2 separate regions of the Homo sapiens genome follow, and region 1 is linked to region 2. A link is an interaction called in ENCODE POLR2A ChIA-PET data of the cell type or tissue named here. Cell type or tissue: A673. All regions are shown on one strand. Links, peaks and the distances in the headings refer to the core of each region. The heading gives the core; the rest is flanking DNA. Region 1 overlaps FGF14-IT1 (FGF14 intronic transcript 1). Region 2 has its middle 49 kb from the start of FGF14-AS2.

Evidence for each region. Peaks named below come from ENCODE experiments on the same cell type or tissue, not always from the same donor. Only the 100,000 strongest peaks of a DNase experiment are listed, where the experiment ranks them.
Region 1: POLR2A ChIA-PET joins it to region 2 with 5 read pairs; 3 of 35 experiments call an interaction of 5 or more read pairs at or near these places.

What each region holds. Positions count from the first base shown.
Region 1 is chr13:102,384,705-102,390,084 of GRCh38, forward strand. The region is part of intron 2 of FGF14-IT1 (FGF14 intronic transcript 1); the gene reads right to left. It also overlaps a transcript of FGF14 not described here. Among named protein-coding and RNA genes, the nearest start is that of FGF14-IT1, 7.1 kb to the right of the region's middle. In A673, for the core only: no CTCF peak of the experiment used is centred there; a DNase peak (open chromatin) is centred at 1,977; H3K4me3 peaks cover 759 bases; H3K27ac peaks cover 3,603 bases.
Region 2 is chr13:102,440,663-102,446,042 of GRCh38, forward strand. No RefSeq gene overlaps it. Among named protein-coding and RNA genes, the nearest start is that of FGF14-AS2, 49 kb to the left of the region's middle. In A673, for the core only: no CTCF peak of the experiment used is centred there; no DNase peak of the experiment used is centred there.

The DNA.
Region 1 (5,380 bases), core at 71-5,070, 56 kb before region 2:
ATACATGCCACAGTCTACATATTTTATTTACTGTTTTATTAAACCATCGCTTCTGATCAACTTGGAGATCAGCTCTCAAAGTCATCACAAGTTGATTAATTTTTAAGGAAGTCTTGGAATCAAAACCTTTGAATCTCCTCCCTGCTTACAAAGTATCTAAAGGAAAACTAAAAACAAACAAACAAAATAAACAAAAAATAATGCAGGACAGCACCTACACCAGAGATTTTCACCTTTTGTTCTTTTACATAAAAGATTAATAAGGAGATATGAAAGAGTCATAGCAGTCCTTAGGAGACTATAAGGTAAAAGTATTGGCAACTATTGTCAAGTATGTCTAACCACATACAATAGAAATCAATGATATACGATATGTTAAAACTCCTGCAATGACCATATGGAGACAGCAGCCAACAGAATTATTCAGAACATTTTTCGTTTCCTCCCTGTGAAGTTTTGAATAGCCTAAAGACTTACTGACTACATATTTTTTCTTTTGCATCTTATTTTCTGCCTTTCTTCTAATACCTGCTAGTATACAGAAAAATCATGGTATCAGACAACCCTGAACCTATAGAAGAACCTATAATGTAACTTAAATATACCACACATTTGGAGATTCCAACACTTACTTCTAAGTTATCTATGTGGCTTACTTACTTATGAGAAGAAGTGAGTAATAGCTGGTTATACTGTACCAATGAATAAATACCAATAACCAAGATGCCTGACTAGTAAACCTGATACAGGAAACAGACATACTTAAAAATGTCTTGTTCTTCAATTACATCCTATTCTGTAGATCTCAGCATCTAAATTTTAATTTAAAATAATCTCAACAAAAGCTACTTGAAAGCCATGAAATGAACTGATGTGGATATGAAATATCATTTTTTATTTTCAAAATCACAAATTTAAAACACAAAAAGTTATTTTTGTACTGAACCCACTTCTAAGCTATTTATTTCTGTCTTCAAATTACTATTAATATCAATCCTTTCTGAGTAGCTCTCTTGGGTGAAAGATTCTAATGGCCAACAGATGGGGTAAGTGCACAAACACTTAAAATTTTGTCCCAAGCTAAATGTCTGGCATACATACACACCCATAAATACATTCAACTTGCTTTGTATTTGCCTTTCAAATTGGGAAAACTCAAACAAAAATTTAACCTGTGAAGTACTGTGTTAAAGCAGTATTTCACTATTTAGCAGCTTAAAATACAGCAATTTTGCCATAATGTAATATAGCGTTTAGGAAATAAATATGATGTGTTTTACCCGAACGTCACTTTTACACAATTTTTGAAGTTCCTTGAACTTACACTGGCATATTTATTAACAGTACTAACTCTTATTATTTTCCTTAATTTTCTTGTAATTCTAAAGGGGAGGGAGATAAGAATAGCTCCCAACAAAATATACAGTAATTTTTTTTTTTTTTTTTTTGAAACGGAGTCTTGCTGTCTCCCAGGCTGGAGTGCAGTGGAGCAATCTCAGCTCACGGCAACCTCTGCCTCCTGGGTCCAAGTGATTCTCCTGCCTCAGCTTCCCAAGTGGCTGGGATTATAGGCATGTGCCACCAAGCCAGGCTAAGTTTTATATCTTTAGTAGAGATGGGGTTTGCCATGTCTGCCAGGCTGGTCTCGAACCCCTGACCTCAAGTGATCTGCCCGCCTCAGCCTCCCAAAGTGCTGGGATTACAGGTGTCAGCCATCGCGCCTGGCCCCTACAAAAATATTTAAAAGTATTTCTACCAATTATAAATTTGAAAGGATACATAAAAAATGGTCAAAGATTTGTCTTACATTAAAACTGTAACACTAAAAGGAAAAAGCATAGTCAGGCAAAAACTGTTATCAAGATACGCTGACATAATGCCTCCTTCTGCTTTCAATAACAAAAGCGAGAGTAAAGTTGTAAGACACAGAGTGAACTGAATGACCCTGACTTCCTTTCCTCAGGCTCTCACAAATACAAGTTAGTTGGCACCAGAGAGGCTGGGTAGGAAACTGTGCACATTTCCATATGACACAGATTTGTTCGTGACTCCGAAGTGGCACCTCTACATGGAAAGGGTGTACATTTTACTTTTTCATTCAAAGTTATGTTCATACAAAATTCAAACCGTTTATTTAATGCTGCAGGATTTAGTACTGTGCAGCTGTCTATTGCATTCGCACTCATTTGCGAAAAGTTTGATTAAATCACTACTCACTCACCCACTAAAATGACAGAATTCAGGTTTGTGCTGCCAATTTGCTCCCACCACAGTATGTCTACTACTGCTATCACCACCTAAAATGGACCCTTCCCCTTCTTGTATGAATCATGCTTGTGGCCCTATAAATACCAGTCTTATAAACCATGATTTCCAATAAGGATCCTAGTTTTAAATCAAAGAAATTGCAACTGCTGAGAATAAGGCATTATTAGTTACATTTTTATAAAATTTGAATAGCCATTGAGAATTTAGTTGCTCTCATTTTCACAAAAGTTACCTTCCTTAAAATATCACTTTATAAATTTTGTGTCATTCTTAAGCATTCAAACATCCAGGAGCCAGATACTGACCCCTTGAAACACAATTCAAATTTTATAACAGAAAAGAGTAAGGAAAGCAAAAATTATTTCTAAAAGTTGTGCTTTTAGCCAACTGTTCCTTAATGTGTATCTCCTCTAAGCAATGATCATAAAGGTTACTAAAACATATGATCAACACTAGAGCCACAGCAGCATGCTGGAATTCTTACAGAAAAAATAATGGTCCAAACTGGTTAAAAAAAAAAAGTCCTTATATCCAAATAGCCTATGACATTTTCAGTCCTTCTTAGTTGCAGGGCTTTACTAGAAAACATCATCATTTATTTTTATATTTTTAAACTTTTCTTTTAGGTTCAGGGGTGCATGTGCAGGTTTGTTATGTAGGTAAATAGTGTATCACAGGGGTTTGGTGTACAGATTATTTTCTCATCCAAGTAATAAGCATAGTACCCACTAGGCAGTTTTTTTTTTGTTTGGTTTTTTGAGAGTTTTTGGGTTTTTTTGAGATGGACTCTCGCTCTGTCGCCAGGCTGGAGTGCAGTGGCACAATCTCGGCTCACTGCAACCTCTGCCTCCCAGGTTCAAGCGATTCTCCTGCCTCAGCCTCCTGTAGCTGGGACTACAGGCGCATACTACCACGCCCGGCTAATTTTTGTATTTTTAGTAAAGACGGGGTTTCACCACGTTGGCCAGGATGGTCTCGATCTCTTGACCTCATGATCCACACGCCTCAGCCTCTCAAAGTGCTGGGATTACAGGCACGAGCCACCGTGCCCAGGCCATAGGTAGTTTTTTGATCCTCAACTCCTCATCCTCCTCTCTTTCTCCACTCTCAAGTAGTCCCTGGGGTCTGTTGTTCCCTTCTTTGTGTCCATGTGTACTCAATGTAGAAAACATCATTTTGCAGGGAAATAAAATGCTGCTAAGAAGAGTATGTCAATACTACAAAGTTGTTCAGTGTATCTTGAAGAAAGTAGTCAAAGCCATTCTCCCCTTATTTAGAAAGCCAGTAACGTCATCAGGGCTAGCAAAGTGACTCCAAATTGCATAAGAAAATTAAAACTACAAAGTAGGCTCAAATTGTATAGAAAGATGTATAATGTATGCTCAGACAACTATCAACTACATGTAACAACAACATAAATGTACCTGCTAACTAGATTTCCTATCTCACATTCTCAACAAACCATCTATGACTTCCAAAAGTCGATGGAGGCCACTTTCCCATGAGGCACCACAGTCCACAGTTGACTCCCATGTCTCTCATTTACACCTTCTGTTTCACGCATCCTTCCAGGTTCCAAGAAAGCAATGCCCTTCCTGGCCCACAATTTCTCAACGTATGCCTTCGATTCATCCCTTCCTAATTACTGAGCAATTTCTCTCCTGCTCATATTACATACCCAGAACCATCCCTTCATCCAAGCTCCTGTTTCCCATTTCGAACTAACAGAAGGACATTTTCATTTTATTGCTTTCTTAGTACAAAAATCCCTCCTTCCTCCTAGTACTGCCCCTCCCCACAATCAGTTATACAACCCAATTATAATTGAGCCATTCTCAATCATGTCGTTTCTCTTTTTGGAAAAGTTCTCTAGTTCACTAATTTTCACCACATCCCAGCTAATTCCTCTACAAGGCTTTTGGACCCCAAAATATGATTTCACTAAGCCGCTAAAATATGATTCCATTAACTTCCCATAACTCCCAATCATGTACCTTTCACTCTATCCATAAATAATCCCAGCCTTTGACTTTCATTCACATTACTCCTCTTGCCAAGAATATGCTTATCTCTCCTACCAATAGAAACACACATTCAAGAGTCAACTTAGGTCATGCTTCTCTAAAAGATTTCCCCTTCTTCCCCTTCTTCCCCTTTCATCCTCGATGAGTTTTCTAGCAGAATTCTTTCTCATATCTAGTATTCTCCATACATTTAGTTTTATTACTTGTGGGTCAAAGACCAAACCTTTATAGAATGTTTTAAATCTCCCCCAGTAACTAACATGTAATGTTAACATATCACATATTAGTTACTTAATAAATGCAGATAAGTTTATCATATAGGATGTATACTACCTTCTCAAAACTTCATGATCGATTTTAAGATAATTTCCAAATAACAGTTATTTTTCTAAAGAGTAAATACATCAACAGAGCAGTAAGCATGGCAGTGCCAAGAGAAATAGAAAAGGAAGAAAGAGTTACCTTGCAGAAATAGATTTAAATGAGAATTTTCTCATGGCATTACTGCACATCTTCTAACAGCTTTTGTACCAGACTGTCCTTGCAAAAATATTTGCATAACAAACCACCTTGTCATCTAGAGATGGTGCCTCCCTCCAGGTTAGAGGACAGATTTGTTTCCTGACCAGGATAATAAAGATAACACCTCCCTGCAGAGAAAGATTAGGCAGCTTTGCTAGAAGCCCCTTAAAAGATTGGGAATTTCCTGATATGGCTGCATTACAGACCACTGAGCAATGACACAAATCCGCTGTGAGCAAGCATCCACCTGAGACACTCAGCATTGCCCCTGAAAGGATTTTGGGACATACAGGGAACTGACAACCACATGAAGCTCATGCTGTCTTCTATGCTCTGAGTGATAAAATCCCCTGTCTCTGACCCAGGAGTCCCCTGTCTTCTGCCAGCATCATGTAACTGCAGCAGACTAGCAAGCTGGGTAAACTGTGAGACCCTTGGTAGTTCCTGAAATTTTTAGATGTTAGGAGTTTCCGGTTTAAAAAATAAAACAGAAGCTACCATGTTGAATTCTCCACGTCTAACATGCAATGTCATATCCCGGAAACAATATGTTGAGTGAAAAAGGC
Region 2 (5,380 bases), core at 278-5,277:
CTTCTCTCCTAACTCATTTGTTGGAAGAGCCTACACTTGTGAGCTGTAGTTTCCCGTTGCTTGGCTTTTGCTAAGTGAGTTCTCATGCTTCAGGGCAACATGTTGCTTTTTCCTGCATATTGGCAGCTGGATCCAGAGTCTTGATCAGAATCAATTTGATCCCTTTGGCAAGGTTAGAGTGGTGGTGTGTTCATTCATCATGAAGCACATTATGTCTTTCTCTTTCTTGATGTTAGCAGCCTTTGATGCTCAATGCTCAGGACCCTTTAATTCACAGGAGTTTACAAATGGTAATATTTTAATTCTATCATTTTGTTTTCACTTATTGGCTGTAATAATTTTGTAAAACGACACTTCTGCTCATCTGCTACTTGATTACCCAGGGATAGCGGCTATATAGAAAAGGCAGGATACATAGATTGATATTCTCTTGTTGATAGTCATTACAGACTCTTAAGTTTAAACATATTTGATAGTTTTTAACCCATTGAAATCTGTATCTTTATTAAGGTTCAAATTATCCTACCCTTGGTGAATACAAGCCTCTTTGAATTGACTCTTGTGTCCTTTTGACACAAACCTAGTAGCTTTTTATAGCTTCTATGCTATCTGGTATGTCAAAATGTCCCAGTTTCATTTTGTACACTTCCTGTCCACAATCAATGTTCCAAGAACCCCTCTTTTTAAAAAATAGAAATGATCTTTGAGACCATAGTCTGGATGCTGTGAATGTGTGTTCATAGTGAGCTGGTCATTGTTTCTTGACCTCTTTATGGATAGAGCTAGAAATTGCACACACACACACACACACACACACACACTCCTTTTTCTTTTCCTAAACATGTCTTTCCAGCATGCCCCTTCTTTTCTCTTTGTTATAGCATGGGATTCATCACAATATGTTTTTATTGCTTCTTTTTATTTTCCCAAATTTTAGAAGAAAGATTGGTTAGCTAGCTCTACTAACTTTTTTTCAAGCTCACAAAATTTTCTCTTCTCTTGTTTTTATGAGATTTTAAAAATAGCACCTTGTTTTGGGAGTTTTTCTTACTTGTTTTCCCACCTCACTATAATCTTGACCTATTTTTTCCTGTGGGATTTTTTTCTATATCCTAATTTCTGACTTGAAATTGCACTGTCAAGAAAATAATTTACACGTAGTATGATTTTATAAGCAAAGATGCTCATTGCTGTGTTTTTAACTAGAAAAAGTTAAAATGTTTTTGTTATTATTTCTAAAAAGGGGGAAATTGTTAATTTGTGTTCAAAACCAGAGGAATAATTAGACAAATCATTGCTGTTATTAAAGACTTACCTGGAAAAAATTTGGAAGTATTTCTCCCTGTGTCAAATCTTAAAGACATGGCTCATTGAATCAAACAAGGAAACCACCCACATTGATTTATAAACATAAATTAGTATTACTGAATGGTAGTTTGGGAGAAAAATATTTTCTAATAAAGGATTAATGCTGCAAGTTACCTAGTACCTAGTTCTTCCTTACCTTCTGCTATTGGTATGGAAATATTAGATCTCCTTGAAATAGACTGGTTGCTATTCATCTTAACCTTTAATATATCAGACCCAAATTTCTTTATACTGACAGTTCAACAAGTGAAATTAAATAATTAAATTGACTTAATCTGATTAACATTTTTTTCTTTCTACATATCTTCAATAGCTTTACTTTAATGAACTCTCTATAGAAGCCCTCCAACATTTCTGGTGTCAGACATTACGGACAACTGAATATATCATGAGTAGGTCTCATAGGGAGAATGTGGAACCTGTTCTTCCCTTCTTTCAGGCTTTAGGGAAAGAGTGAAAAATAAGAATAAATTCTGACATACTAAACAAGACAGCATATAAAATAGAATATTCACAAATCATTTGGTTACCTTATTTTTTAAACCTCATATAGCCAAGACAAATTTTAAACTAAGAAGTACTAGTGGGGATTTGCAGGGATCGTGGCGGATGGGAGGCAGGACTAGATTGCAGCTCCGGACAGAGCAGCATGTGGAGGCTTGCAATGTGAATTTTAGCTCCAGATCAACTGCAGGAACAAACTAGCAATCCTGAGAGGAGCCACAGACCCTCTGAAGGAAGCTGACTGCTCCTGCAGGACCTCGAAGACACCCTAGATACTATGAGTAACCCCAACTACAGAAGTGGGAAAGGGAGGCCCTCCTCTCCTGAAAACACACCCCCACTGGAGAAGCTGAAGGTCTGTTTGTGGGAGAAGTTTCTGACTTTACCTGGAGTTGAGTCAAGTTAGAGAGCCGACCCCAGCGAAATACGGGAGTAGAGGAAGCAGCAGAAAGGCCCTGGGAGCTCGCTGGGTCCCCAAGCAGCCCATTCCTGCCTGGCACCACAGGGATCCATAGGGAGGGTGGCCAGAGGAACAGGGGGTAAAACTCCACAGGGGGTTTTTAGCTGGCCTTTGTAACAATTTGAACTGGGCAAGAAGCCTCCTGGCCAGAACTTGGGGGAGAGTGCGAATCTGGCATGCAGACTTCACAGGAAGGGGAAGAACTAAAGCCCTTTTCTTTCGCAGCTGGAAGGAGGAAAGCCTCAGGAAAGTTTTCAAGCTCTTCTTTGCCCTCCACCTGGAAGCAGACTGTTGGGGGAGGCATGGTGGGAGTGAGACCAGCTCTTATGTCTTTGCATGGGAGCTGGGTGAGGCCTGTGACTGCCAGCTTTCCCCTATTTCCCTGACAATGTGCATGACTCAGCAGAGGCAGCCATAATCCTTCTGGGTACACAACTCCAGTGGCCTGGGAATCTCACCCCCATCTCCCACAGCAGCTGCAGCAAGACCCACCCAAGGATAGTCTGAGCTCAGACACGCCTAGCCCTACCCCCACCTGATGGTCCTTCACTATCCACCCTGGTAGCAGAAGACAAAGGGCATTTAATCTTGGGAGTTCTAGGGCCCTGCCCACCATCTGTGCCTCTCCACACTACTATAGCTGATGCTCTCTAGAAAGCACCACCTCCTGGCAGGAGGCCAATCGGCACAAAAATAGAGCATTCAACCACCAAAGCTAAGGACCCTCACAGAGTCCATTGTATCCTCTGCCACCTACACCAGAAGAGGCACTGGTATCCACGGCTGAGAGACCCATAGACGGTTCAAATCACAGGACTCTGTGCAGACAACCCCCAGTACCAGCCCAGAGCCGGGTAGACTCGCTGGGTGGTTAGACCCAGAAAAGAGACAACAATTATTGCAATTCGGCTGACAGGAAGCCATATCCATAGGAAAAGGAGGAGAGTACTACATCAAGGGAACATTCTGTGGGGGAAAAAACAAAACAAAACCTGAACAACAGCCTTCAGCCCTAGAACTTCCCTCTGACAGAGTCTACCCAAATGAGAAGGAACCAGAAAACCAACCCTTGTTATATGACAAAACAAAGCTCTTGAACACCCCCAAAAATCACACTAGTTCACCAGCAATGGATCCAAACCAAGATGAATTTCCTGATTTACCTGAAAAACAATTCAGGAGGTTAGTTATTAAGCTAATCAGGGAGGCACCAGAGAAAGGCAAAGCCCAATGCAAGGAAATCCAAAAAATGATACAAGAAGTGAAGGGAGAAATATTTGAGGAAATAGCTAATTTAAAGAAAAAAACAATCAAAACTTCAGGAAACATTGGACACACTTACAGAAATGCAAAATGCTCTAGAAACTGTCAGCAATAGAATTGAACAAGTAGAAGAAAGAAATTCAGAGCTCGAAGACAAGGACTTTGAATTAACCTAATCCAACAAAGACAGAGAAAAAAGAATAAGAAAATATGAACAAAGCCTCCAAGAAGTCTGGGATTATGTTAAATGACCAAACCTAAGAACAATCGGTGCTCCTGAGGAAGAAGGCAATTCTAAAAGCTTGGAAAACATATTTGGTGAATAAACGAGGAAAATTTCCCCAGCCTTGTTAGAGACCTAGACATGCAAATAAAAGAAGCACAAAGAACACCTGGGAAATACATCGCAAAAAGATCTTCGCCTAGGCACATTGTTATCAGGTTATCCAAAGTTAAAACGAAGGAAGGAATCTTAAGAGTTGTGAAACAGAAACACCAGGTAACCTATAAAGGAAAACTAATCAGATTAATAGCAGATCTCTCAGCAGAAACCCTACAAGCTGGAAGGGATTGGGCCCTATCTTCAGCCTCCTCAAACAAAACAATTATCAGCCAAGAATTCTGTATTCAGCAAAATTCAGTATCATGTATAAAGGAAAGACATAGTCGTTTTCAAACAAATACTGAGAGAAATAATTCACCACTATCAAGCCACCACTACAAGAACTGCTAAAAGGAGCTCTAAATCTTGAAACAAATCCTGGAAACACATCAAAACAGAAACTCTATAAAGCATAAATCACACAGAACCTATAAAACAAAACTAAAAGTTAAAAAGCAAAAACAAAAAACAAAAAAATCCAAAATTCCCAAACAACAAAGAGCATGATGAATGCAACCCTACCTCACATTTCAATAGTAACATTGATTGTAAATGGCCTAAGTGCTCCACTTAAAAGATGCAGAACCGGCTGGGTGCAGTGGCTCATGCCTGTAATCCCAGCACTTTGGGAGGTCAAGGTGGGTGGATCACCTGAGGTCAGGAGTTCGAGACTAGCCTGGTCCACATGGTGAAAACCTGTCTCTACTAAAAATATAGAAGTTAGCCAGGCATGGTGCAGGTACCTGTAATCCTAGCTACTTGGGAGGCTGAAGCAGGAGAATTGCTTGAACCCGGGAGGCAGAGGTTGCAGTGAGCCAAGACCGCACCATTGCACTCCAGTCTGGGCAACAAGAGCAAAACTCTGTCAAAAAAACAAACAAAAAACAACAACAACAACAACAAACAGATACAGAACCACAGTATGGATAAGAACTCACCAATCAACTATCTGCAGCCTTCAGGAGACTCACTTAACACATAAGGACTCACACGAACTTAAAGTAAAGGGGTGGAAAAAGGCATTTCATGCAAATGGACACCCAAAGTGTGCATGAGTAGCTATTCTTATATCAGACAAAACAAACTTTAAAGCAACAGCCATTAAAAGAGACAAAGAGGGACATTATATAATGGTAAAGGCCTTATCCAACAGGAAAATTTCACAATCCTAAACATATATACATCTAACACCGGAGCTCCCAAATTTATGAAACAATTACTAATGGACCTAAGAAATGAGACAGACAGCAACACAATAATAGTGGAGGACTTCAATTCTCCACTGACAGCAATAGACAGCTCATGAAGCCAGAAAGTCAACAAAGAAACAATGGATCTAACTATACCTTTGAACAAATGGACTTAACAGATATATATGGAGCATTTCATCCAACAACTGCAGA